Linked DNA regions of Homo sapiens: region 1 is linked to region 2. A link is an interaction called in ENCODE POLR2A ChIA-PET data of the cell type or tissue named here. Cell type or tissue: PC-9. All regions are shown on one strand.

The links. Peaks named below come from ENCODE experiments on the same cell type or tissue, not always from the same donor. Only the 100,000 strongest peaks of a DNase experiment are listed, where the experiment ranks them.
Region 1: POLR2A ChIA-PET joins it to region 2 with 5 read pairs; 3 of 35 experiments call an interaction of 5 or more read pairs at or near these places.

What each region holds. Positions count from the first base shown.
Region 1 is chr2:27,763,371-27,768,370 of GRCh38, forward strand. No RefSeq gene overlaps it. Among named protein-coding and RNA genes, the nearest start is that of MRPL33, 5.8 kb to the right of the region's middle. RefSeq lists a silencer at 4,378-4,578. In PC-9, no CTCF peak of the experiment used is centred here; DNase peaks (open chromatin) are centred at 1,761 and 2,891; H3K4me3 peaks cover 1,539 bases; H3K27ac peaks cover 3,730 bases.
Region 2 is chr2:28,206,075-28,211,074 of GRCh38, forward strand. All of the region lies in intron 7 of BABAM2 (BRISC and BRCA1 A complex member 2), which reads left to right. LOC100505736 (a long non-coding RNA gene) reads right to left here and starts at 887. Exons shown (of 3, transcript NR_120504.1): 1 at 410-887. In PC-9, no CTCF peak of the experiment used is centred here; no DNase peak of the experiment used is centred here.

The sequences.
Region 1 (5,000 bases), 440 kb before region 2:
TCTCTAAGGCTAGTTAATAACAAACACTGTTTGTTCTTTGTAGTATCTAACATTTGCCCAACCTACTTATAGCACATGGAATTTGGACTGAACCCACAAGATACACACTGGTTGCCTTTGACCCTGGGATAGGGCTTACTGACATCTATTTTGAATGGAGGGAAGAGTGGAGTACTAGAATTGATGCTGGGTGAATTAAATTCTACCCATTATAAACCGTGTTTGAAGCAGCTCATGGGATCACTCTTATAGACCACATGAGTTATTTCTGGGCCTGGGGCTTCTCTGGCCGCCCGCATCCCCACTGGTTGGCTCAGCCCCTGGTCCTTAGAAGACCTTCCTGAGAGGCCAGTGTACCTTCTTGGCTACATTTCTCTGCAGCCTTTTAATATTCACACATGAGACAACTTAACACACTGCTGCCTCACATGGCCATGAGTTCTGTTCTGTGCCAGCATCAGGACCAATCTTGTCTTGGACAGGGGGGCTAGGAAGACCTTTGCCCTAGTAGCTAGCATCAAGTCATGATAGTGGCCAGCCCCAGGCTGGCCTTATGCTCTGGCTCCGGAAACTGGACTCTCACCTTGTCCATTCATTTGAGAAATATTTATTGAGCATCAGACACTGTACTAGGCCTACAAATAGAGCACTAACTAAAAGAGATAAAGATGTCTGCCTGGCTGGGAGCAGTGGCTCAGGCCCGTAATCCCAGCACTTTGGGAGGCCAAGGCAGGTGGAACATGAGGTCAGGAGATTGAGACCATCTTGACCAACATGGTGAAATTTCATCTCTACTAAAATACAAAAAATTGCCAGCTGCGGGGGCTCACGCCTGTAATCCCAGCACTTCAGGAGGCTGAGGCGGGCGGATCACCTGAGGTCGGGAGTTTGAGAACAGCCTGACCAACATGGTGAAACCCCGTCTCTGCTAAAAATACAAAATTATCCAGGTGTGGTGGCACATGCCTGTAATCTCAGCTACTCAGGAGGCTGAGACAGGAGAATTGCTTGAACCTGGGAGGCGGAGGTTGTGGTGAGCCGAGATCACGCCATTGCACTCCAGCCTGGGCAACAAGAGTGAAAATCCGTCTCAAAAAGAAAAAGAGAAAACAAATTAGCTGGGTGTGTGTGGTGGTGTGTGTCTAGTCCCAGCTACTCGGGAGGCTGAGGCAGGGGAATCGCTTGAACCTGGGAGGTGGAGGTTGCAGTGAGCTGAGATTGCACCACTGCACTTCAGCCTGGTGACAGAGCAAGACTCCGTCTCAAGAAAAAAAAAAAAAAAGATGTCTGCCCTTCTTTAAATTCTACTCTATTTTAAGGAACTGAATCTTTTTCTCTCATTCCCAAGTTTCAGTCTTGGTTCTCCAATCATAAGTCACTTCTTCCATAATGATGTTTCTCAAACTTTAATGTGAATACAAATCATCTGGGGATCTTGTTAAAATGCAGATTCTGGCTGGGGACAGTGACTCATGCCTGTAATTCCATCACTTTGGGAGGCCAAGGTGGGAGGATTGCTTGAGCCCCCAGGAGTTGGAGACCAGCCTGGGCAATATAGCAAGAGCCCATCTCTACAAAAAATACAAAAATTAGCTGGGCATGGTGGCAAATGCCTGTGGTCCCAGGCACTCAGGAGGCTGAGACAGGAGGATTGCCTGAGCACAGGGGTTCAAGGCTGCAGTGAGCCAAGATTGCACCACTGCACTGCAGTTTGGGTGACAGAGTGAGACCCTGTCAAAAAAAAAAAGCAGATTCTCATTCAGTAGGTCTGGGGTGGGACCTGAAATTCGACATTCCTAACAAGCTCCCAAATAATATAGTGTTGCTGCTAGCGATGCTGCCTGGATTACACTTTATTTTATTTTCGGGATGGAATCTGGCTGTGTTGCGGGGCCTGGAGTGCAGTGGTGCAATCTTGGCTCACTGCAGCCTCGGGCTCCTGGGTTCAAGCGATTCTCCTGCCTTAGCCTCCCGAGTAGCTGGGAGTATGGGCGCATGCCACCACGTCCGGCTAATTTTTGTATTTTTAGTAGAGACAGGGTTTCACTATGTTGGCCAGGCTGGTCTTCAACTCCTGACCTCAAGTGATCCGCCCGCCTCGACCTCCCAAAGTGCTGGGATTACAGGCATGAGCCACCATGCCTGGCCTGGATTACAGTTTAGTAGTCAGGATGTACAGCTAGCAGCATCAGAGAGCTTGTTAGAAGTGCAGAATCTCAGGCCTCACTTCAGACCCACTAGCTCAGAGTCTGCCCTTCAACTCGATGCCCAGGTGCTGAGAACAGTGATCTAGAACAATGACTCTCAAGGCACACGGAACATCAGGAGCACCGGTGAGCGTTATAAAGTGCCCCTAGCCGCCCCCATTCTCCACCCACTGAATCATGTTATCTGGCCATGGGCACCCCACGTGATTCTTACGGGTATCAGGTTTGAAAATATCAGAGTTTTAGGAGGACTAAAATCCTCCCAGGTTCCTGTGACATCGCAACGGAAAAAGCCTTAGGAATGATCTAGACGATCATCATCTGAGATTGTGGGCTCCTCCGAAGTTACCACACAAGTCCCAGATCAGAAACTGAGGCGGGGGCTTGCTCAGTGTCGCGTGGCTGGCAATCCGCGGCGGCCTCCGGCGCATGCGCAGTTCTTCTCTGCACGGCGGCCTTGCAGCCCCGCTTCCACCCACCGCAGGAATGCCTCTCCTTGACCGAGACACAAACCTTTTCCTCCTCCAGCCGACAGTTTCAGCCCATTACCTCTAAAACTGCACACCCTCACAGGTGGTGGACTCCCACAAATGCCACCCTCTCCCCACCCCTGTCACTGACCAATCAAGCCACACGTTTAACTGGTTGACTCTCCCCCAAAGACCGATGCTGTCAGCCTTTTGATGCTGTTTGCGGCTCCTCTTGGGGCAGGTGAGGTATGTGGGTGGGAAGGGTGTTGTCTGCTGGACTTCCATTCATCTTTCAGGAAGGCAATTAAGTTTCCTGCTTTGGGTCTTCTATTTCAGAACCTCTTCTTTTGGTGGGTTCTACAGCTTTCTGGAATGTATGTAAACACCTCCTCTCTGGGCTTACAACTTCAAGACTTCCTCATTCTTTCAAACTGGCCACTTTGTCCTCTCCCCTCCTTATCCAGATAGGTGCTGCTCACCAAGTGGAGTGAATTGAGCACACCTGGAACTTAAGAGTGTTTGACAGGGGGTTTAACCTGTCCGTGAATCCCAGTATTTTACAATCTTGGCATACGTTAGCATCTCCTGGGGAGTTTAGAAAACCCAAAGTCCAGACTACACTCATAAATTATTTTGATTTTTTTTTTTTAACAAAAATAGAGGCAGGATCTCACTATGTTGCCCAGGCTGCTCTTAAACACCTGGCCTCTAGAGAGCCTCCCACCTCAGCCTCCCAAAGTGCTGGGATTAGAGTTGTGAACTGCTGCACCTGGCCTGCACCCAGATAAATTAAATCAGAAACTCAGGGGGTAAGAAACAGGCATAAAGAGTTTATGGCCGGGTGCACTGGCTCATGCCTATAATCCCAGCACTTTGGGAGGCTGAGGTGGGTGGATCGCTTGAGGTCAGGAGTTTGAGACTAGCCTGGACAACATGGCAAAACCCCCATTTCTACTAAAAAATAGAAAAATGAGCTGGGTGTGGTGGTGCGTGCCTGTAATCCCAGCACTTTGGGAGGCCGAAGCAGGCAGATCACTTGAGGTCAGAAGTTTGAGACCAGCCTGGCCAACATGGTGAAACCCCATCTCTACTAAAATTACCAAAAAAAAAAAAAAAAAAAAAAATTAGCCAGGCATAGTGGCATGTACCTGTAATCCCAGCTACTCGGGAGGCTGAGGCAGAAGAATCGCTTGGACTCAGGAGGCAGAGGTTACAGTGAGCTGAGATGCGCCACTGTACTCCCACCTGAGTGACAGAGTAAAACTCTGTCTCAAAAAAAAAGTTTATAAAATTCCCTAGGTGATCCCATTGTACAGCCAATGTTGAGGCCCCCCAGAAAGTGCAGGTAAAATTGTTTGTGGATGGGCATAAGTGCATTTTCTTCTGGAAAAGCTAAGCCATACCTCTCAGCAGATTCTCAAGAGGTGTACAACACCCTCCTCCTTTCTTCTTCAAAAAAGGCTAAGTGACAAAACATAAGGAAGAAGAACTTGCCAATTGTTAAGGAAACACCAAATACATGTGTTAACTAAATAAATAGGCATGAGCATGCAGATCAAGAAAAGTGTCTATTGTTCTCAAGGGGACCTTTGGGGGGCCTTTGGGTGGGATGGGAAAGTCACTGCCACTCTCCCAACTAAGTGGGAAAATGGCTGATTTCAGGTGCTGCCACTGCAGAAATCTTACTTAACTCTTGAGCCTTCCTGCTGCCCACAGAACTAAGCCTGACTCCCAGCTAGAACACTGGTTCTTTCATTGCCTAGCCCCAGCCATCCTTTCTAGCTCACCTCCCTCACTTCACCCCACACTCTAGCCCCAAGAGGATGCTCAATGTGCATTTTTTAGATGCCTTTTTTTTAGGTGCCTTCCCCCAGTTCCTTCCACTCTGCCTGTCTCAGGTTGACTTGGGAGGAAGTGGGACTGAAGGGAGAGAAAATAACTCAAGGCACAGTCCCTTAGTAGAGAAGGTTCGGTCTGTATTTGTCAAAAACGTGAGTGGGATAGCAACCTTCCGTTAGTGCTCCTGCTTGGGGGAGTGGGGGAGATTCAGAAGACCTGGTCCTTGAGGGACTTAGGTCCCATAATAGGAGGCAGACCTGTGATCCAAGGCATGCAGGGAAGCTTAATGGATGCTCTGAGAGGAATCTGTGGAGGGAAGATGTGGGGTGGAATGGGGAATGCAGGGTGAGGAAAGGCTTCATCCCTAAAGAGATTGGCACCCAGCAGCCTCAGTGAAGAGAGATGGGACTGAATTAGGAGGGTGAGGCCAGATGATAGAGGCCATTGAATGCCAACTGGAGGACACCCACTACACACAGGTTGA
Region 2 (5,000 bases):
AATGAGCAAATGCATTTATTTTCCAGTATTTGTTGAGCACCCACTATATACCAATCACTTTTCTGGGTGCTTGGAATATGTATTTGAACAATATAGACACGAATCTATGTTTTCATGGTACCTATATTCTAGCAAAGGTAGGAAAGGATAGGACAGTTATTTGCAAAGCTGCCAAGTTGCCACAGAGGAAATAAAGCTCAAAGATAAATAGGTACCCTTGGGAACCTGAATGCCAGCCTGAGGAATTTGTGTGTAATTCAGCAAGAAATAGAGAGCCAGGAGACTTCTGCAAAGGGGTGAGGTACCATGATCCGAGCTGTGGCCTAAGACTCTCCATTAGACAAACAGAATTCGGAATATTAGAGTGATCAGGAATGGAGAATTAAATATCGACTACAATTGTCCATACCTTTTCTGAGGCTTAGTTTTTCTTCCGGGTTCTTGATGGTGGTGATGATGTTACTGACTGATGAGGTGGTGAGCGGAGGCTGAAACCCCACCAGTGCTCCACTCACCCAGCTGCTCTTCTGGCCAAGTCTTGTGTCTTTCCTTCGGCACATTCCTCTATCCAGAGGAAGGGGCATCTGTTTGTCGCCTATCTTCCAGGGGTGACATCTTTTATAAATTGCACAAAGATTCTTTATATGCCTGCAGCAGCCTTGATTAAATGGCAGCACTAGGATTTGACCCCAGTCCTACCTAACTACGAACGCTGTGTGATTTTGCCAGTGTTTACTACTCTTACAACATTATTTGCCACTACTCTTACAAGTCCTTGCCAGTGTTTAGTACCATTACAACAACTACTCCCCCTACTATTGCTGCTGCTATTATGAAGGAGGAGAGGGAAAGAATAGCATCTGACATTCTTTGAGTGCTGGCTGTGTGCCAAGCACAGTATTCAGTTATTTACATGCATTATTTCATTTAATCATCACAGTCTCCCTGTGAGGTAGGTACTGTTACTATGTTGCCAAGTGACAGAATAGGAATTGAAGCCAGTCGTTCAGACTCCAAGTCTGAGGACTTAACCACTACACTAGTATCTTCCCTGAATACTTAAGGATGAAATATCTTAGAAAACAAAACTGCTGCTCTATTAGAAGTCACATAAAACTACAAAAATTATTTAAAGCAACAAACTTGAGGCCAGGTGCAGTGGCTCACACCTGTAATCCCAGCACTTTGGGAGGCCAAGGTGGGAGAATTGCTTGAGCTCAGGAGTTCAAGACCAGCCTGGGCAACATAGCAAGACCTCGTCTCTAGTTTAAAAAAAAAAAAAAAATCCTAGGATGATGCTTCTGGGAAAAACAGCAGCAGCAACAACAACAACAACATTAGCTAGGAGTGATGGCGTGCACCTATAGTCCCAGCTACTCGGGAGGCTGAGGTGGGAAAATCACCTGAGCCCAGGGATTCTTGATTGCACCACTGCACACCAGCCTGGATGACAGCAAGACCCTGTCTCAAAAAATAAATAAAAATAAAGCATCCAACTTGAGCAAGGAATAGCATCAATCCAGTACCTTGTCATAGCAGGTGCTCAAAAAATATTTAACTTGATTTTCACAGATAAACATTTTGAACATTGGTACTTGAGGGGAAAAAAAATAAGGCTAAATCAGAGAATATGATTAAAATAAATATTTTTGTGAACATTTTGATGGTTATTTCTGGATACCTCCAAAGGATTTTAAGTTTGATTGGATAGCCTGTTAATCAGATCTAATCTCACTTCTTTTTTTAAAATACAGGTATGTCTAGTTCACTGTTAATTACTGGTGTGCTTCTCTGTAACTTAGGACCCTCAATTTTTTTGTTGTTTTTATTTTTGTTTCATTTTGTTTCTGTCCTTCACAAATAGAAAAAAGAGAGAGAATACATACATACAAAGAGAGAATACATATTTCCTAAGCATTTCATCAAAAATTGTGAGGGAGGAGGGTGTTAAAGGCTGTGTGTGTGTGTGTGTGTGTGTGTGTGTGTGTGTGTACACATGCGCACACACTTTTGAGAATGGGGTTGATCACCTGCAGCAGATTTCACTGAGCAGTGTTAGGAAGATACTTTCAGGCAGGTCGTTAGCTCCTGGTACTGCTTTCTAGGGTTAATGCAGGTGCAGGACAGCCTGGCTGCAGTCAGAGTGACCTGGAGTGGGACAGAGGGATCCCAGCTCAAGATGTTGTGTCTGTATCAGGCTGTTTATATTTATGAAATGTTTCCTAACTGGATATTGCTATAAAAGAAAAAAGAAAGCTAGATTATTGAGTTTAATTTGTAAGCTCTGTAGGACAGTGGTTTTGAGACCTTTAAATTTTGTATTGTTGTTTATTTGCAGAAAGATTCTAACCCTAGTTTGCACAACTTAGAATCAGAACCCAGCCTGATGGGACTGCCTGCTGACCCAGTCTTTCCCACCTCCAGAAGGGGTGCCCTGAGGCACTGCCTCTAGGCAAATTCTTCCTTTATTGTACCTTTCCTACAATTTGTTTTTTTCCTTTCTTCCTTCCCTCCTTTTCTCCTTCATTTCCCCTTTCCCTCCCTCCCTCCCTTCCTCTTTCTTTCTTTCCTTTCTTTTCTTTCCTTTCTCTTGCACATCTGCATGAGTGCTCGCCCTTTTCTCATATTTTTCAGATAATCATGTAAGTTCCTGAACAGTTCTAGCTTGCTAACAGTTGTGGCCTCTGAGTACATACATAGGATTTCACAAATCTTCCTAGGTGAGCAGGGGCTCTGGAGTTGCCAGGTGGGGAGATGAAATGGTAACCTATGACATGTATCTAAATGCCCCAGTCCCTGGTGAACAATTGTAGGATTCACCCGTCTTTCTTCTTTGTTCCTTGGTGCCCTTTCTCCTTGGAAATTGGAAGCATGGGCAAGTTGTTCTAGTCCCAACTCTGCCTTCAGGCTTGGTGTTCTCAGGCAAGTCTGAATGTGGCTGGGCCTCAGTTGCCTGAAATGTACAGTGAGGCTAAATTAGGTCTGAGGGTCCCTAGCAAATTATTTGCAACAATACAACTTTTGATATTCATGGCCAGCTCACTTATTCACAGTTGCTGTCATTCCTCATTTCCACAGCTTAGAGACCCTTTACTAAAGGGTCTAAAGGTGGGCAAGCTAGGAGTATGTGTCCATAGCGGAAGTCAACATCTCTCTCAGTCCCCTGATTCTTCCTTAGAGTGGGGTGGAGTGGGAATGATGATTATTTGGTTTACCTCTGAGGTCATGTTTTCTATAGTAGCTGCACTGGGTGGAGAAGGTTATGATTACCTATTAGCAATCTGCTAGGATTGTCATCTTACAAATTGGAGGTGGGAACTTTGACGATAATAGAGACTTTGGACTTTAGCCTGATCTTCAGATTCCCTGTGGAAGGTGTGGCCTGAGGAAAAAGGGTTACCTTGATAAGGAACAGTAATAATTTTTATATTTCTGGACACTGAATTATAAGCATTGCCAACTGAGAGGGAGGAGGGGAGGCCTGCCAGATCAGTAGACTGTGACGTATATGCTCTAAGTGTATGGTTTTGTTGTCATGTTACTCATCCATTCAACATGCATTCACTGGACACCCATGTGTCAGACACTCGTCCAGCCATTGAGAGTTCTGTATTCCTCAGGGCTGAAGACTGTATGTTTTTTCTTAGATATTTGGCCTGCAGTTAGTTTCCTGCCATTAGGAGACAGTGATTTTGTTGATCAAGCTATAGAATTCAATCCTAGGGATTGAGATATAGACATGTTTTACCTGGGAGGGAGATTTTCCTTTTTGGAAATAAAATTATTTAGTAAAATAATCTTAAACTCTAAGGTTAGATATTAATATTTTAAATAATTAATATAGAGAGAAATCTAAAAGAAAGCAAAGGTCTAGATATAATTAGGTACCTTACTCACATACTCTTAACTGTTCTAATTGTTAACCTGTGATTCCATTCCCATTGTGTGTAAAAGAGGAACTCTCCATTCTTTTTGCACTTCCTTCCTTGAATGTAGAAGTCCTTAGGCTTATATATGGCTCACTGGCACTGTGGCTTCCCTTAAATCTTTTCATCCTTTCAATACTTGGCCTCTTGAAAAAGAACAGCCTGCAAGGGAAGGCCTGTCCTCCCTGGTTCTCCTCCCTGCTTTCCTGCCTTTTATTAATTTATAAGGTATTCAGTACCTATTATGTGCCTGGGATGGAGCCTGGTCCTATAACTTGGAGAATAAATAGGAAAGACACGTTTGTGCCGTGAGCTGCTCACAATCTAGGGAGGGAAAACAACATATGAAGTGCTAAATTATGCTACACTACTGCAAGTTTTGAATGTGGTGTACCAGAAGAATAGAAGAGAGTGCTTGTAACTTCCTGAAAGGCTAGGGTGTAGAGTTTTCATCGAGGTATGGTGATGGTTGAGCTAAGTATTAAAGAAGGCCTTAGAGTCTTTCATTTGGCAAAGGTGGTACCAGGAGATAGTATTTCACCTTCACAACTCAAGAGAAAGATGCCAAAAGCATGTGCTCCAGGGATTTTGGTTTTCAATGAAAAAAGAATCATTTTCTGTTTTTCCCCTTCAGAGAGAAAGCATTATAAAATGCAGGAGAAAGGAAAAGCGAGGGCAAACAAGCCTCCCTCATCCAAATAGTGCCAATGGAAGGTCCTGGATTAGGTGTTCCATGAAACTGAAGTACAGTAGCAAAGCTGTCATGAAATACTTTTGGCCAGTCCCTTAAAAATGAATCTCCAAAAGAATAGTGGGTAAGAGTGCTTCCTCAGGGCAGATTTCTTGAAATGATTATATTTCTTCTAAACAAAACATTTTAAACATTTGAGGAGAACACTTAACAGAAATTTTGGAACAGAAAAATAAAGTTATTTCATCCCAGTGTTAACTCTTAATTCCTTATGCAAGTAAAGGCCAGTGGTAAAGACAATTCAAATATTTGAAATCTGATTTCAGAATGTAATCTATATGATTTGGTTCTTTAAGTGTATCATATACTTTTCTTGGATCATT